2 separate regions of the Homo sapiens genome follow, and region 1 is linked to region 2. The links are chromatin contacts, found by Hi-C or POLR2A ChIA-PET in ENCODE. All regions are on one chromosome and are shown on one strand. Each heading gives the region's core, a stretch centred on a gene start or an enhancer-like site at or near the end of the contact. The rest is flanking DNA. Distances are from core to core; before and after follow the strand shown. Region 1 overlaps MIR548A1HG (MIR548A1 host gene). Region 2 has its middle 59 kb from the start of RNF144B.

Region 1 (6,578 bases), core at 712-3,211, 270 kb before region 2:
GCTTACTTTTTATGTCCTAGTTCATTTTTTATTTGGCAATATTTTCCAACTGAACTTCCTTTCCAGATTCTTGTTACTTATATAGTTTGGCTTTCAGAACCTAATAGAAAGATCAGCTTCTCAATGCTAGGGACAGCTTGCACAGATCTTTTTTTTTTTTTGAGATGGAGTCTCGCTCCGTCACCAGGCTGGAGTGCATTGGCGCCATCTCGGCTCACTGCAACCTCTACCTCCAGGGTTCAAGCAATTCTCCTGCCTCAGCCTCCCGAGTAGCTGGGACTACAGGCTTGCGCCACCACACTCAGCTAATTTTTGTATTTTTAATAGAGACAGGGTTTCACCATGTTGGGCAGGATGGTCTCGATCTCTTGACTTCGTGATCCGCCCTCCTCGGCCTCCCAAAATGCTGGGATTACAGGCATGAGCCACTACCCCCGGCCTTGCACAGATATTTCTACTGCAAAATATAACAGAATGGACTTGGAGCAAAAAGACCTACATTGTGGTCCCCACACACCAATAACTACCTGTGTAGCTCCTCAGCATCGGTTTACTGCTTCGAAGAAAAAAAAAAAAAAAAAAAAAAAAGGCCAGTGTGGTGGTTCATACTTATAATCCCCGCACTTTGGGAGGCCCAAGCAGGAGGATCACTTGAGCCCAGGAGTTCAATACCATATTGGACAGCATGGTGTGACCCTGTCTCTACTAAACACACAAAAATTAGCAGGGCATGGTGGTGCACACCTGTGGTCCCACCTACTTGGGAGGCTGAGGTGGAAGCATTGCTTGAGCCTGGGAAGTCGAGGCTGCAGTGAACTAGGGTCGCACCACTGCACTTCAGCCTGAGTGAGAGAGCAAGACCCTGTCTCAAAGAAACAAGAACCCAAAGAGGAGGGCTGATTTCTAACATCACTATCATCTCTGAATTATTTCTAAGTCTCTGCCTTTTATGATTATAATTATATGGTGCTATAAAAGACTTACAAACACCTCTTTCTGTAGTGAATCATAAATAGTTCTGTTTTCTTATTTATTGTACTCCTTATTGCTTTAGGAGGATAAGGAAGACTATCGTCCCCACAATTGCTTGTTTTCTAGCATACTGTCTTTTGGGAAAGATTTTTGCCTTAGAACCTGAATGTGTGTGTGCTCATGTGTGTGTATTTGGTGTGTGGGGTATATTGCCTGTGATGGGTATGTATTTGTACATACCAGGGGAGGAGGTTACAGAGAGAAGAAAAGGAGTACTATTTATAAGCATTTTGTTTAACCACTACTGTCCTAAGCTTCAACAAGTTAAAAAAAAATTTGAGACAATATACATCTTGAGCATAAAAACTATGTCCCATTCTTTATGAGTGCTTCTAGATGGCAAGTAATCATATAAACCGACCAGTCTCATCAATCATTGACTCCTTAGTGAGCATCTGATAAGGGATTGGCCTTAGCAGTAGGTGTTATAAGTAACACCTACTTATACTTACTTACCCTTACTTACTTACTTACCCTTGACAAGTTCATACCCCAGTTGAAGGATACAGAATCAGAATTTTGGGCTTGCAAGAGTTATCAAAGTTCTTCTAGTCCAACCTTTATCCCATGAAATCATTATAAAGATTAATGACAACCCAAAAGAGATCATTTTATAGTAGAAAATCCAGGCACACTCCACAAGACAGGACTCAGAAGACTGGCCATTTATTCCCTCATTCCACCAAATCTGTACTTTGTTTAGAGAGGTTTGTAAAAATGAAAAAGTAATACCCACACTATAACCCCAACTAAAGTTGAAAGAGAGGGCTGATATGCATTGATGAAACACATTCCCTACATTCTCCTTCTCTCAAAAAGCTAAAGATCTTTTTCTACCGCTGGTTGATTTGTTGGGAAGACAGAGGAGAGAAGGGAAGGGTGACTGCGTGGATTGGAGAAACCGCCTCCTCGCTGAGCAATTTCACGTAGTTGCCCTCCCTCTAGTGGTCAAAGTAGAGATGGCAGCTTTCTGGTTCAGTCTTAAAGAGTCCGCCTGGAAGAAGGAATAGGGGTTACCCAACCCCCAAAGTTTTGCCTATCTAATTTGGAACCTCAATGCTAAGTTGTAAAACAAGTTGCCTTACAAAGACTTTTCCTTAATTAGAACATCTTGCTTGTTTATAATGATCATGGCACTTACAAAAGACCATATGTCTTTGAGACGCTGCTTGGCAAGACTTTTCCAATATTTACCAAATCTATTTTGTATCCCATGCTAATAATAGTCCAGTGGGTCCCCAGGCAGAGGGATGGAGACAGAGGACTTCTCGTTTCTTCTATTACTCAGTGTTCTGCCTTCAGAATGTGAAAGACCTCTCAGTTTCTCTGAAAGGACTGAAATAGAGCTCAAAGTTTCCCAAATGCTGTTATTTTGGGAAACGTTTGTTTCAAGGGCTAAATTGTCATCGTTTGACAAATCAACATTGAGCAATGCTCTGCACTTTGTAACACACACACTTTAAACTATTCCTTTAAAAGAAACTTTGAAATGAATGCCAAATCATTGTATCCACAATATAATTACGTTCTTTAGGTGGTAGCTTTTTAGTTCAGGAAGGAACAAGAGAGGTATATTCTGATCTAAGAGGGTGAAATTGATGTCTGGCATTGGTAGCAACTGTTCCGAGGTCACTCAGCTGGACTTTTCCTCACTGTGTAACCCCGACTGTGCTGGGTGTTTAAAAATAAATTGAGAGTGAGTGGATATGCCTACAATATCTGTCATCAACATAACCCCCCAAAAATAAGTAATCATTTTGTTTCATTTTGTTGATGTGGCAATAAAGAATGTGCTCAGTTTATTTTTTCACTCCTTAAGTCTGATTTTGGTCATCCAGGAGACACAGCCACCATCATTCATTTTGGCACAAAGTTATGTGGCAATTTATATAGAGACCTGGGAACTAACTGGTTAGGTTTGATGTTATCCAAGAGATGTTTAATTTATGTGAGTCTTTGAAAGTCAATCAGACATGTTTTTGTGTGCAGGCTACATGTTTTACACTAAGGGTCTCTTTTTTTAGTTGAGTTGTAATGGGGGAAAAAAAAAAGACCCGGAATTCTTTTTCTCAATAGTGATAACTCCACAGTTCTAGGTGGCATAATCCTTTATTGCAACGTATTCTATATAGTTTGAATAACTATTATTACCAAGTCTTTCTCCCTACTTGGGAAATGGTGGCATTATCATCTATTTATGAAGAGCTTTGAAATAGCTCATAGCAACAAGAAATGACCATTGAAAGTAGCTAGCACATATTGACAGCTTAACATGTACCAGCCAGTATTTAAAGGCCTTAGCCCTGTTAACTTATTTATTTCATAAAAGAGGCCTACTATGCAATGACCATTGATATCCCCATTAAACAGAAATGGACCTTCAGTTTCATGAAGGTGTCTCCACAGTATCTCACTAATTATGACAATATTCTTGTGAGACTCTTAAATGCTTCATTTTTTATATTCTTTATTAATAGCTATATTGTATACATATGACACAGGACTATGTTTCTTTTTTAAAAATGTATCTGTCATAGTTGCTGCCTTGAGTTCCTTGAGGGCAGAGTCTGTGTTTTAGTTCTTTAGATTTTCCTGTTATAAATCACTTTATTATGTGCAGTGCATGGCTTTTCTGAATCAAATTTATTTATATGTAAATTTACTACTGAAATTTTGCTAATCACTAGAAAGGTTTGTGCCATAAAGATCCCCTATTTCCAAAGAAGAAAAGAGAATTGCATTGGAAGTTTATGAAATAGCAATTAAATTTAACTTTGAGGGTATAGAACTGCTACCTTCCACTATGAAAATACTTTGGAACAGAGGATACTGAGGGGAAAGAAGTCGGAGAAAGTTCTCTGATGTGACTATGTACTTTTAGAAACAAAAAAAAAACTCAAAGTACATGTTTCAGTGCCAGAAAAATTAATAAAGGTGAACAGCAATCATGAGTCAGCTCCTGAGGGGCCTAGCTGTAACTCTAGGAAATTTGAATTGAAGCAAAACTTAGAGGGGCGACATATCTCTCAGGTTTTAGAGAACACCAAGACATCTATTCCCAGGACATAGAATACTTTGCATGAAATAATTGACTACATATACTATGAGGTTACTGTTATTTTTCAAACCAGTTTCCAAAACTTCAACTTAAGTTTTCTCCAAAGCACAGACATGCACCTACAAACACATCTGCTTCTTTTTTTCTTTTTTTTTTTTTCTTTTTTTTGAGATGGAGTCTGGCTCTGTCACCCAGGCTGGAGTGCAGTGGCCTGATCTCAGCTCACTGCAACCTCCACCTCCCAGGTTTAAGTGATTCTCCTGCCTCAGCCTCTCAAGTAGCTGGGACTACAGGCGCCTGCCACTACGCCGGCTAATTTCTGTATTTTCAGTAGAGACGGAGTTTCACCATGTTGGCCAGGCTGGTCTGGTACTCCTGACCTCAGGTGATCCACCAGCCTCAGCCTCCCAAAGTGCTGGGATTACAGGCATGAGCCACTGCACCTGGCCTGAATAAACCTTTTTGAGCAACTTCTCTAAGAGGGTTCTTGGTTGGAAACCAACCTCAAGGAAGCAAAGTCCTGCCTCCAAAAATGTGGCAGCCTAGGTCCACCAAGACATAAACACTATTGGCACAACATACTATTGAATAGATGTAGGGGTGCAAAGAAGGGAGAGTGTATCTCCAGCTACAAACATCCAGAAGGATTTCATGGAGAAGGTGGGCTAGTAGCTGATCACTGTAAAATGTTTAGAAACTTAAACATGCAAAGTTGGAGGAAGACCTTCCAGACAGAGTTAACCATGTGAGCAAAGGCTCCAATTCACAGACGATAATTTGAGAGTCATAGACAGGAAAAAATAATCCTGCTTGAAAGGGAATAATGGGAAGTGAGAATGGACAAGTAATTTTGGAATCAAGCTGAATGTTTCCATCTATTTGTATAGTGTTCTGTAGCCACTGCTTAAAACAAAGAACAGGCCAGGTGTGGTGGCTCATGCCTGTAATACTAGCACTTTGGGAGGCTGAGGCAGGTGGATCACCTGAGGTCAGGAGTTCAAGACCAGCCTGACCAACATGGCAAAACCCCATGTCAACTAAAAATACAAAAATTATCCAGGCGTGGTGGCATGTGCCTGTAATCCTACCTACCCAGGAGGCTGAGGCAGGAGAATCACTTGAACCCGGGAGGTTGAGGTCGCAGTGAGCCGAGATCATGCCACTGCACTACAGTCTGGGCAACAAAGCAAGACTCCATCTCAAAAAAAAAAAAAAAAAAGAAGAACAAAGTCAGGGTGAAAAAGCCTGATTCAGAAGAAAGCCCATACTGTGCATGCAACAGACGTTCAAATCATTCCAGGAACTAGAGGCAGAACAAAGAAAGAAGTACCTTCCCACACAACTGAAGGGAAAGTTCTGGGGACATTGATACCAGCAAGAAAATTAGGACAAATGCTACATAAGAGCTTGCCACTGTCCCTTGAGAGGTGACAGGAAGACTCAACTAATGGTACCAAGCTTAACTCTAAAGAATTGGATGTAGGCACTTTAAATAGGGAAGCTTTGGCTCTGGAACTATTTCTGAATGACTGCAACTTTATTGGTCCTTGGGGCACAAGGTCCAGAGCCAATCTTTCTATCTGGCCCTGTACAATTACAATGAAGATACTTGTTATTTAGCAATGGCAAAGACTGGTTTTGAGTGAAACTGGTGGGCAGGAGAGTGAGAGCATCTTCCACTGATCAACTGAAGAAATATAACATCAGAACGAGGGATTCACTCCTCTCCGCCTAAAAAAAGCAAAGTTAGTTTTTCACTTGATTTTTAAATAATCTAGAGAAAAATAGCAACAACAACAACAACAACAACAAAAACTAGATGCAATGTGTGAGAGCACAATGAGACCATTAGAAAATTGAGGAGATCCTTGGTTAATGCTTTAGTTTCAGCGCTCATTTTCCTGAAAAATATTGCTTTTCTACTCCTCAAGGTTGTAAAACATTTAATATAAAGAAGAACAAAAGCTTGGCCAAAAAAGATGAACAAGACTTTGAGATCAGTGTGTCCTTTGCATGGTTCCAGCCATAACCACTACTTACTTAAAGTTCACATGGAGTCCACTTAGCTCCATGTATTCTGGAAGACTCTCTCTGGGTTTCAGAAGGGCCGCCTTCATCAATCTGGGATTACTTCCTACACACAGCATTTTGTCACCTTTAATCCTTCGTGTCACGGAGGCACTTGAATTTGGTCTGCAGGTAACGATTCTTGGCTGCTGCCTATGTTTCTATAGTTGTGTTTTCAGCACGAATATTCATTTACGAAGCTCACAGCTATTGCACGCCTACTATGTGCCAGGTACTCAGAGTACTACTTCTTTATTATTTCTTCATTATTCCCACAACCCAAAATTCTACAGATAGGCCTAATGATGTAATTTACAATTGAATTTCAAATTCATCCAAGAAGATGACAGCCATGTTTCAGGTTTTGCTTGAAAGAGGATTTGATTGGGGAAGGTGGGGACACAAAATGAAAAGGGGAGAC
Region 2 (6,319 bases), core at 2,537-5,036:
CTGAGGCCAGGCACGGTGGCTCACGCCTGTAATCCCAGCACTTTGGGAGGCCGAGGCAGGTGGATGACGAGGTCAGGAGATCGAGACCATCCTGGCTAACACGGTGAAACCCCATCTCTACTAAAAATACAAAAAATTAGCCGAGCGTGGTGGTGGGCACCTGTAGTCCCAGCTACTTGGGAGGCTGAGGCAGGAGAATGGCATGAACCCAGGAGGTGGAGCTTGCAGTGAGCCGAGATCAGGCCACTGCACTACAGCCTGGGTGACAGAGCAAGACTCCGTCTCAAAAAAAAAAAAAAAAAAAAAATCTGCATACTGTTTTCCATAGAGATTATACTAATTTACATTCCCACCAGCAGCGTATAAGTGTTCCCTTTTCACCACATCCACACTAACATCTATTGTTTTTCTGACTTGTTAATGATGCTCATCCAGATTTTGAATCAGATTTATCTAAAGCCAATGATCTGGCCTTAATCACCACCCCAAACTTCCTCTTTATAAGTCATCTATATATCTAAACCAATCCCTTGTTTCTCTATTTAATATAAATCTTCAAGTTGACATAGTTCTCTCTCTGCTATGCTGTGGAGCTAGTGCTAAGTTTCCTTCTTACAATTGCTGGCGTGAAAGCTCCTCCTTTCAGCATTTGCCAAATCATAAACCAAATGCCGGACTTACATGGGGAAGTTGAAAGTTGTTTGGTTTGCAGGACTTGGAGCTATGGTGGAGCTTTCTGTGGCTTGGGGACTCTTTGATTCCAAAGCCTACTTTTCTTTTTTTTGAGACAGAGTTTCACTCTTGTCGCCCAGGCTGGAGTGCAATGGCACGATCTCAGCTCACTGCAACCTCCGCCTCCTGGGTTCAAGTGATTCTCCAGCCAAAGGCCCCAATTTTCTAAGTAGCAAAAGGAAGAGAAACTCCACAGCTGAAGTGACTCAAGAAGGAACTTGAGCTAATGTAATACTTCACGTGCTTTATTACACTTAGGGTTTTTCTGATGTAGATACAGCAGAACTAAATGTACCCAATGGACTGAAACAACAACAACAACAAAAATGCCTTTCCAAAGCTCAGAGGGCATCTAAATATTACCAATTTTTTAAAGTTTATATAAAAAAGGGGAAGAAAATGGAGGAGAGGGAAAAGTCCATATGAAAACAAAGACCCACTGAAATGCTAAAAGGTCAAAGATGCAGAATCCCAACTCTGCCAACTCTTCCTGCTGAGCTGTTTAAGACTAACTAACCCCTCATCTCCCACCCCTGGCTCTCGCCACTACTCATACAAGAAAACATTGCATGGTGGTCCACTTAATTTATCCTGATCATCAGAAACAGCCCCTAGACAACTAAATCTAGGATCTTTAAATGTGGCATAATTTCCTTGCTTTTTAAGGAAATTATGTCAAATTACGGTTGGAGAAAAAAACTGGCTAAGCATTCTTTTAAAAGCTCAGAACAGTCTAAATTATGGGGTTGCACACACAAGAAGAAGGACGTTTTGTTTTAATCTGATTTTAAACTGAATCAGTTGAGGCTGCTGCAAAGATGAACTATGTAATTAGAGCTAACTACTCAGTTAATACAGCTACAGCAAAGAAATACAGTCAGAGTGAAGGGCAGAGACCAAAAAGACCTTTCTTCCGCTTTCTTCACTAGAGTTATTTTTCCCTTTAGTAACGGGAAAGGGAAATATAAATACTATATTTGCATATTAGATGTGCCAAAAAATCACATTAAATAATTTTAAAATTATACTTCTTACAAAATATTCACTTTATCACTTCTTGTAAAATAAATTTATCCTGGGAAAAGGAACTAATTGTTCCTTAAAGAGTTACTAAATGTACTTATTTACATTTAGCATGGTTTTCTCACACACAAACCAATCACACCCACAAGGCCTGCAACAAGAAGGGCTTAATACTTTCAAAGGAACCATTATTTTTGGAATGTCCTGATTTTTAGAAATAATTTTCAAGCAATGATGTCCTGTTCATTATTTTTATTTTTATTTTTTTCAGATGAAGTCTCACTCTGTCTTCCAAGCTGGAGTGCAATGGCACAATCTCGGCTCACTGCAACCTCTGCCTCCCAGGTTCAAGCAATTCTCCTGTCTCAGCCTCCCAAATAACTTTTTGTATTTTTAGTAGAGACGGGGTTTCACCATGTTGGCCAGGCTGATCTTGAATTCCTGACCTCAGGTGATCCACCTGCCTCATGCTCATTATTTTTAAAAGCTAGCTGAGCACGGTGGTTCACACCCATAATCCCAGCACTTTGGGAGGCAGAGGTGGGAGGATCGCTTGAGGCCAGGAGTTCAAGACCAGCCTGGGCAACACAGTAGGACCTCATCTCTATTAAAAATATATATATATATTAGGTGGGCTGGTGCTTTGCACCTGTAGTCTCAGCTACTCAGGAGGCTGAGGCAGGGGGATCACTTGAGGCTGGGTGGTCAAGGCTACAGTCTCTCCAACAACAACAACAACAAAAAAGCCATGGTTAATCTAGTTACTATTCCCACTTAGTTTCAGGAATTGAAAAGAATTTCAAAGTTTACTAAAAAGCAGGGAAGTGATACAAACATCCAATTTGCACAAAAGAGTTATTATGTCTTACCAGTGGAAATCAGGCATAATTGAACAAGTTTTAGAAACAAAGAAACCAAAATGCCTGAGAGATTGAATTTAGAATGTTCCTCAAATGCTAGTGCTAATCACAAGCTAACATGAGTATCACAGTTTCAAAATATAAGAGAACATTTTTCAAGTAATTTTTTTCATTGAAACGGAAACCCAAAAAACAATGCCAGTCATCACAGTATGTGGTAAATGTAACTTCCAGAAACAAGTAACTGACGTGTTTAACAAGGAACCTGTTTTCAGCGTTGGTGAAAGCAAACCAGGTCTGATGATGCATATCTAATCACCCAAGGAAGGCAATAAAACTAAAAAGATTCCATTGGTTCATTAACTATTAAAATCCAACACCAAAGACACAGCCCCTTTAAAGCCTTGACAACAAATATTAACTTATTACACATACAAATTATGCTCAAGACCAGCGACTTTATAATACCAGCAGTAATGCTGCTATTCAAATAATAAACAGGCAATATTATTCCTACTGGGTTGAAAGAATGAAAAATAGCTTAAGGAGTGAATTTTCAAGTGCACGTAAAATGTGGCAAGTTGGGACATGGAAAAACTGAAAGTCTTAAAGGTAGTTCCGTTACCAGAAAGGGATATAAAAATAAAAAGCTCACTCAATGAAAACATAATGCAGAATTAGGTCAGCAAAGCTGAAAACATAATACAGAATTAGGTCACCAACACAGACCTAGAAACCTCCTTCCTCTCTCCCAACTCCACACATAATTCAGTCAAGGCTGGCTGCTTTTTCACCAACCAATCCAAGGATAAAAAGCTAGGAATGAACAACATTCAGGTAAAAGGAGGCCTCTCCTTCTATGAGTGTCAAATTATATAAACCTATGAGACAGCCTCTCAGAGTCATGGCCATTGTAACTTACAGCTGAATGGAACATAAACTTTCTCCACAAATAAATTCTGTTTTGCATTGCTTGACCCAGGGCCAGCCTTGGAAACTTCTTCCATGTCTCTATCACCAGAGACTCTGCCAAGGAGAGAGGAAGGCTGCAACATCAAGCTCTTCCGCATCCCCTTCAAAACTCCAGGTGAGCTAGAGCCCTTAAGTGCCTTCGAGAACAGCAGCTGGGTGCGTAAGGGGGCGTGTCCCATCTGGTCCTGCTTAAGACCAGCAAGAGCAGAGCTGGCTCCTCTGTCCTTCTTCCTTTTTTTCTTTTCTACATCACACCCAAATGGTTGGAGCTGGTGGCCAGAGATAAGAACTTAGAGGCATTTCTACCGCTAGCCCCCTGGGCTCCCCACTCTCCCATTGCTTCCTTTAAAGGGACCATTCATGCATTTACCCTCAAATTGAAAATGGCCCACACTGTATTATGCAAAATATACTGCTAGCTGCTCGCGCTCTCTCTCTCTCTCCTCTCTCTCTCTCTCTCTCTCTCTCTCTCTTCCCTCCCTCCCTCCCTCCCTCCCTCCCTCCCTCCCTCTCTCTCTCTCTCTCTCTCTCTCTCTCTCTCTCTCTCCACCTGATCCCTCATTCCTGCCTCACATGACCTAGTGACCAAAGACTCATGGTGCTCTCCCTGCCCAGGAACTGTTTAAGTGAAAATCTTTGGACTTGTTTCCTATGAGGGTGCTGTACTGAATTTGCACCTTCCATCTGAAGAACTAGGGGCTGCCCCAGGCCTGATTTTCTCCAAGGCACCAAGGAGAGCACAAAGTCAGGCTCCCAGCAGCAGAGTGACAGTCAGACAGGCATAAACTGGACCCGATCAGACAAGAGCCACGTGGGTATCTGCCAGTATAAACAAGGTTCCTGTGAGAGAGCCCTCCTGGTTACAGGTTGGAGAACTAGGCTTTAGGCCACCCTCCAAGTAGACGTATCCTGTGAAAGGCACACAGTGAACACCCATGCCCAGCTCCCCTTCACTTCGCATCGGGGCAGCATTGTTAGCTGGTCTGGTACTAGAACCAGAGCTGGGGGCTCTTAAAACACCCGCTTTGGCCTGGCGCGGTGGCTCACGCCTGTAATCCCAGCACTTTGGGAGGCCAAGGCGGGCGGATCATGAGGTCAGGAGATCGAGACCATCCTGGCTAACACGGTGAAACCCCGTCTCTACTAAGAATACAAAAAATTAGCCAGGTGCGGTGGTGGGTGCCTGTAGTCCCAGCTACTCGGGAGACTGAGGCAGGAGAATGGCGTGAACCCAGGAGGCGGAGCTTGCAGTGAGCCGAGATAGCGCCACTGCAGTCAGGCCTGGGTGAAAGAGTGAGACTCCGTCTCAAAAAAAAAAAAAAAAAAAAAACTTCTCTCTCCCATTCTCCCCGGATTCCTGAGGCTCACATTGTGTGGTATGAGCCTGTCATATACGTGCCCAAAATGGCATCCCTTCTCTACTCTCCACTCCAACTCTATAACTCCTGCTTCATTAGTTCAACTGGGGTAGACAGAGGTGGAAAATGATCTGATATTCTAATTCACATTACAGTAATACTTAATAAAGTAAATAATTGACAGCATCTTCTCCCCACCTCAATTCCCCATGCACTCTCATTGTTAAATCAAACCAGTCTCCAAGTCTGTGTATTTTAGGCAGTATGGAGAAGGAATGGGGGATAGGTTTTGGGAATGGGAGGCTGGTTTTCTGTTGCCTGATCAATCACACCACTTGATGGCCTTAGAAGGAAGCATGATATTTCCTGAAGGGCAGGAGAAAGGCATCCCACACCTACTGTCTTTCTCCCACTGCCACCCAAGGAGTGCAAGCCCGAACATGTCCTTCCATCTCCTCTCCAGTCTTCTAACATTAACCAAAAAATTAAGTTCTGACACATGCTTCAACATGGATGAACCTGGAGGACATTAGGCTACATGAAATAAGCCAGTCACAAAAGGACAAATACTGTATGATTCCACTTAACAAGGTACCTAGGGTAGTCAAATTCATTAGAGACAGAAAGTAGAACGGTGATTTCCAGAGGTTGGGGAGAGGAGGAAATGGAGAGTTGCTATTTGTGATTATGAAAAAGTAATTCACAGGCTGGGCATGGAGGCTCGTGCCTGTAATCCCAGCACCTCTGGGAGGCTGAGGCAGGAGAGCTGTTTGAGCCCAGGAGTTCAAGACCAGCCTGGGCAACATAGTGGGACTCTGTCTCTACAAAAAATACAAAAATTAGCCAGGGATGGTGGCACACACCTATGATCCTAGCTACTCAGGAGGCTGCAGTGACAGGATCACTTGAGCCTAGGAGGAGGCTGCAGTGAGCCAAGATAGTGCCACTGCACTCCAGCCTAGGAAACAGAGTGAGATCTTGTCTTAAAAAAAAAAAAAAAAGTCATTCACATTGTGAATTACTTATTGCCACTGAATTGCACACGTGAAACTGGTGAAATGGTCAATTTTATATTATGTATATTTTACTATAATAAAAAAATACAACAAAAGAAATGTTTAAATAGGGGGACAATCTCATCCATTCCTCCCCAACCTGTAGTAGGACCTCCCCCATTCCTCACTGAAACCAGTTTTAGTCCTAGGACTTCAGCATCTATTCATATTCTCTGGTTCTACTAGGGGTGGACGTATTTGTCACCCCAAAGGAGCCTGGTTCCTGGAGCAGCCCCTGGAGGGACACAGAGAGAGCCTCCACCGTCTCCTGAGTCGGTCTTAGAGAACGAGTCTGCCAGGGAGCTGAAGCAATTTTTCC

The links. A loop is a pair of places that touch in the nucleus more often than their neighbours do. ChIA-PET counts read pairs that join two places held with the same protein, here RNA polymerase II (POLR2A). Pooled maps may share reads with other maps.
Region 1: a loop to region 2 is called in a map of B cell, with 15 times the contacts of the local background. The contact joins two enhancer-like sites. A Hi-C loop is called at or near these places in 5 of 168 maps with a recorded cell type or tissue (B cell, CD8-positive, alpha-beta T cell, Calu3 and 2 more), 4 of 37 single-sample maps with no recorded cell type and 14 of 50 pooled maps. POLR2A ChIA-PET finds 5 or more read pairs at or near these places in 2 of 52 experiments (CD4-positive, alpha-beta T cell and activated T-cell).

The regions. Positions count from the first base shown.
Region 1 is chr6:18,591,819-18,598,396 of GRCh38, reverse strand. The region is part of intron 4 of MIR548A1HG (MIR548A1 host gene); the gene reads right to left. Among named protein-coding and RNA genes, the nearest start is that of MIR548A1, 23 kb to the right of the region's middle. Within about 2 kb of position 1,961, at least 4 of the 41 ENCODE cell types and tissues checked have a DNase peak (open chromatin) inside an H3K27ac peak, as active enhancers do.
Region 2 is chr6:18,325,283-18,331,601 of GRCh38, reverse strand. No RefSeq gene overlaps it. Among named protein-coding and RNA genes, the nearest start is that of RNF144B, 59 kb to the left of the region's middle. RefSeq lists a silencer at 624-673. Within about 2 kb of position 3,786, at least 13 of the 41 ENCODE cell types and tissues checked have a DNase peak (open chromatin) inside an H3K27ac peak, as active enhancers do.